Regions from separate parts of the Homo sapiens genome. Here region 1 is linked to region 2. Evidence: chromatin loops called from intact Hi-C (ENCODE). Cell type or tissue: endothelial cell of umbilical vein. All regions are shown on one strand.

The links. Hi-C counts contacts between places; a loop is a spot of excess contacts. Peaks named below come from ENCODE experiments on the same cell type or tissue, not always from the same donor. Only the 100,000 strongest peaks of a DNase experiment are listed, where the experiment ranks them.
Region 1: a loop joins it to region 2, with 10 times the contacts of the local background. A loop is called at or near these places in 21 of 110 quality-filtered maps.

Annotation. Positions count from the first base shown.
Region 1 is chr6:43,228,433-43,230,932 of GRCh38, reverse strand. DNPH1 (2'-deoxynucleoside 5'-phosphate N-hydrolase 1) reads left to right here and starts at 1,452. Exons shown (of 4, transcript NM_006443.3): 1 at 1,452-1,672. The coding sequence starts at 1,477. RefSeq lists silencers at 1,154-1,593, 1,654-1,843 and an enhancer at 1,171-1,670. In endothelial cell of umbilical vein, a CTCF peak has its summit at 1,456 (motif pointing left); a DNase peak (open chromatin) is centred at 1,452; H3K4me3 peaks cover 940 bases; H3K27ac peaks cover 533 bases; H3K27me3 peaks cover 186 bases.
Region 2 is chr6:43,173,485-43,175,984 of GRCh38, reverse strand. SRF (serum response factor) reads right to left here. Exons shown (of 7, transcript NM_003131.4): 2 at 1,872-2,138; 3 at 18-279. Among named protein-coding and RNA genes, the nearest start is that of SRF, 3.5 kb to the right of the region's middle. RefSeq lists an enhancer at 910-1,139. In endothelial cell of umbilical vein, no CTCF peak of the experiment used is centred here; a DNase peak (open chromatin) is centred at 1,264; H3K4me3 peaks cover 601 bases; H3K27ac peaks cover 1,920 bases.

The DNA.
Region 1 (2,500 bases), 55 kb before region 2:
GAGTGTGCCACCACGCCTGGCTAACTTTTTGTATTTTTAGTAGAGACGGGGTTTCACCGCGTTAGCCAGGATGGTCTCGATCTCCTGACCTCGTGATCTGCCCACCTCGGCCTCCCAAAGTGCTGGGATTACAGACATGAGCCACCGAGCCCAGCCAATTTTTTTTTTATTAGCTCAGCATGGTGGCACGTGCCTGTAGTCCTAGCTACTCAGGAAGCTGAGGTGGGAGGATTCCTTGAACCCTCAAACTTGAGGCACGAGTTTGAGGCTGCAGTGAGCAATGATCGTGCCTCTGCACTCCAGTGTGGGCGACAGGGACCTTGTCACCAAAAATAATAAATAAATAAATAAATAAAGTTTTAAAAAACTTCATCTTACATTTCAAAAGGCATCAAGCCAACAGGGTCCAGATGTTCGCCTAACCAATGGAGACAACACCCAACCAGATAAGGGCATCACCCTTTACTATAAGTCCTCATCAGAGGACTCAAGGACCATAAAATGATCAGGACTTCAGCAGCTAGACACGGCCACCTTAACAGACCGAGTCTTGCTATCACTCGTGCCCAGCACCTGGTGTCTGCCTCTGAAGGCTCTGCCCAAATCAAGGACTCTTCCTTGCAAGCTCTTGATGACTATCCCCATCAGGCCGGGACTCTGTCCACAGCACTCTCCTTGGACTGGTTCGTTAACCCCTTTTCTCTTGATGTTAAATGTTCTTGTGTTTGATGTGAAATTTTAACCTGTAACATTTATATCCTTACATATAATACTATGGATGGTTTGCAATACAGTCTGACTTGTGGAGTGGCTCCAGCTTGCATGCCCGCGGCTCTGACTACCGAGTGAACAGGTGGTCCTAAGGAGAACTGACTTCTTGGGAACTCCGTGTGACGCCTAGCTTTTGTGATTGAAATAGCATCAGTAAAAACCTGATCTTGTGGACAGACACAAAGGTGGGTGGACCTGGTTCTGTCTGACCTTGAGCAGCTCACGACATGTGGACACCTGTTAGGAGGCTGTGGAGAGCCCAGAGGAGGCTTAGACCAGGGTGGTGGCCCTGTAGGCGGTCGTGAGATTTCAGATTTGGAAGGACGAATCCACACGAGTTGTCAATGGATGGGACGCAGAGTTTGAGAGAAAGGGAACGATCCAGATGACTCCGAGGGTCTTGGGCCTGAGCAGCTGGGAGGATGCAGCTGGGGAAGACGGCGGGGAGGAGGGGAGCAGAAGCGGGTGAGGTGGGGAAGCCCTCGAGTTCTGCCTGGACAAGGTCAAGTTAAGGTGCGTGTTAGGCATCCGAACGTCAAGTCCAGGAAGGGTGTGTTCCCGAAAGGGTCCCGGCTGGATCCTCCCAGTTCGTCGTCCCCATTCCACAGGTGTGGACTCAGCAGCCGGGCTCTGCGCTGGGCCGGGCGGGGTCACGTGGCCGCGGGCTGGCGCCCCCTGGCGCCGGAGAGCGCGGGCGGCTGGGGAATGGCTGCTGCCATGGTGCCGGGGCGCAGCGAGAGCTGGGAGCGCGGGGAGCCTGGCCGCCCGGCCCTGTACTTCTGCGGGAGCATTCGCGGCGGACGCGAGGACAGGACGCTGTACGAGCGGATCGTGTCTCGGCTGCGGCGATTCGGGACAGTGCTCACCGAGCACGTGGCGGCCGCCGAGCTGGGCGCGCGCGGTGAGGCCCTGGGGCCGCGGGACGCGGGGACGCGGGCGCGGACCTGGCTGGGGTGGCAGGGACCCGGCCTGTCCGCCCCCCCGACCCCCGGCAGCTGCGCTCCCGGCGCCCGGAGCCCGCCCTCCTACCCCGGTGCTCCATCCAGCGCCCCAGCCCGAGAAGGAAACGGGCCGGGGCTCGGGCTGCGTGGGTCCCAGCAAGCCTGCGGGTGTAAGGCAGACTCAGCATTATCTTGACCTTTGGTTCCTTCTTGGAGAACTCTGTCTTCAGCTGCTTTCAGAGCGTTTGTAGGGTGCAACAGAAAGAAGGTAGATTGGGCTGCTTTGCTTGGGCTCAGTTCCCACCTCACCCGCTGGAATCTTTTCCACCACCCAACACGAAAGGTATCCTCCTGCCTCCCCACCAACTTTTTTTGTTTTGTTTTGTTTTGTTTTTGAAACGGAATCTCACTCTGTCGCCCAGGCTGGAGTGCAGTTGCGTGATCTCGGCTCACTGCAACCTCGACCTCCCGGGTTCAAGTGATTCTCTTGCCTCAGCCTCCCGAGTAGCTGGGACTACAGGCACGCGTCACCACACCCGGCTACTTTTTGTATTTTTAGTAGAGACGGTGTTTCACCATATTGGTCAGGCTGGTTTCGAACTCCTGACCTCAGGTGATCTGCCCGCCTCGGCCTCCCAAAGTGCTGGGATTACAGACAGGAGCCACCGCCCAGGGCCTGCCTCCCCTTTTTCTGTGAAGACATCAGCACTCTTTTAGACCTGGCTGACCCCAGTTCTCACTATTACCCTCTCTCACATTTTTGTTTTGTTGATACAAGGGCCTCTCTG
Region 2 (2,500 bases):
TGCCCCTCGTGACTCACCAGGCATGAGGGTGAAGCTGGTAGGCAGCTGCATAAGGCCCCCAGAGGAGACAGGGCCGCTGCCTGTACTCTTCAGCACAGTCCCATTGGCACTGCTGACAGCACTGGGGCTGACACTAGCAGACACTGGTGCCAGGTAGTTGGTGATGGGAAAGGAGGGGCCGCTGCTGACTTGCATGGTGGTAGAGGTGCTAGGTGCTGTTTGGATGGTGGAGGTTGTACCCGGCAGGTTGGTGACTGTGAACGCCGGCTTCAGTGTGTCCTATACCCAGAGTAAAGATGAAGCAATGAGCCCCTACCAGATCCTGCCTTTGCAGAAGCTTTGTGTGGACTGAGAACCCAGACTGAAACCAGTGAGCTTGGGTTCAAATCCCAACGCCACCATTTACCTGATGCCTGACTCTTAGGTAAGTTATTGATCTACTGAGCTACAGTTTTCTATCGGTAAAAGGAGGATAATACCTACCCCCTAGGTTGCTGTAAGGATTAAGTAGGTTAGCATATGTAAATCACTTAGAAAACACTACCTGGCACATAAAAAAACCAAAATAAATATTTGCTGCTCTTATGATAATTATTATCATTGTCATTATTATAATCCCCTGAGTTCTCTGCTCCAGCGGACTGTGGTAATCCCATTGGCTGGGGAGTCAGGACACCAAGGTCTGTTCCTAGCTCTGGTAATGACCATCTAAGTGACCCTGAAATAACCAGTCCCCTTTTCTGAACCTCGGTTTTCCTCTTCTATAAGCATGAGGGGGCTGGGCTACTACGTTTTCTTTCAAAGAGTTCTTCCAGCTCTAATTTGTCAGGCTTCTGAGATAGGAACTGAGTTTCTCAGGGAACTTAAGAGTTTGAGAGAGATCTTGAGAATCTGGCAATGACACACTATATGTCAAACACCCAAGATGTAAACTACCAAAAGAATGTACTCATCCAACAAAATTTCCTGGGAATAAATGAGCCCTACTGTTATAAAAGTTTAAAAATTATTACAGATGATATGCCACTAAGAGAGGAGGTAGCCTACAGCACTGACTCTCCCCTAAGGAAGACTTCGTTCTTAGAAGGGGAAGAAGGAAACTGAGAACCAAGCCACCAAGCCCAGACCCGAAATGAGTCAACCAGAGGCTCAAAGGCTGCGGGGTGGGTCAGCACGAGACGTTTGCAAAGCAGCTGGGCCCAAGACCCTTGATTGGCAGAGGCGTTGCTAAGGCAAACAGTGCCGCTTCCTCCCATTGGCCAGTCAGTTAAGTGCCACCCGGAAGGTGGAGCTCCCCAGACAGCAAGGGAGGAAGCCCCACCCCCTCTCCTTACCGGGAAAAGGAAGGGGGAGGAGTAACAGCGCAGGCATCCCTAGCAGCAGGCAAATGCGCTCCCTAACTGCCCAGGCCCCCAACACCCTGAAAGGGCAGCGGCTGGCTTGTAAGGTAGTCCCCGGCCCAGTCAACCAGCCCGCCTGCCAAGAGTGCTGGATTCCCAGGACCCCGGGACCGGAGTGCTCCCTTTCTACTCCCTGGCGACCCAGCCCGGAGGGCCGGGCTAAACTACACCCCCGCCCCTAGCGGGGAGACAGCTGGCGGGAGGAATGCAAAGGCCCTGCCAGGCAGGCGGGCTGCGGGCGGGAGGCCGGCGTGGAGCCCAAGCCGGCCTTATATGGGCACGGAGGCCGCCCGCTTATCTAGGGGGGCGGTCTTCTATCAGGAAAGTGAGGATGGACACCTGTCCCCTAGGACGAGGGTCGTTAATCCGGCTCCACTCCACATCGGTGGGCACCTATCCACCTGTCCTGGGCCAGAAAGGGAGAGGGACCCCACTCCCTTCCCTCCTCTCACATAGGCAACCCAAACACACCTTGGTCTCCCCACTGCTGTCAGACTCCGACACCTGGTAGGTGAGATCTGTCTCTTCAAAGCCAGTGGCACTCATTCTCTGGTCTGTTGTGGGGTCTGAACGGGGTGGAGAGTCTGGCGAGTTGAGGCAGGTCTGAATCAGTGCCTTGCCGGTCTCACTGGTGATCATGGGCTGCAGTTTTCGGGTGGCAAAGGTATACACATGGCCTGTCTCACTGGCCACCAGCAACAGCACCTGTGTCCCTGTCAGCGTGGACAGCTCATAGGCCTGAGGGGTGAGGAGGGAGATGGGCAGGTCAGCAAACTTTTTATCTCTACCTTCCTTGAGAAGTTGGAAAAAGAATTATACAGTGATGTCATTCCCCCATTCCCATAATGACCTTCGTCTCTAATGACTCTGAGGGCAGGGTGTCCTATCAGGATCTCTGGAAGCAGCAAAACTACCCATGCTCCTCCTTTGAGGAGCAGCCCCATTGACCTGAAGATACCCCAAGCAAACAGTAACAGCCCCCAGTGATGGAACATATAACTTCAGGGGATACGAAGGACCCAGCTAGCTGCTCCCCAACACAGCTTAGTGCCTGGAATGTCCCAGAGCCTCACCCCTTCTCACTGTCACAGGGACCAGGA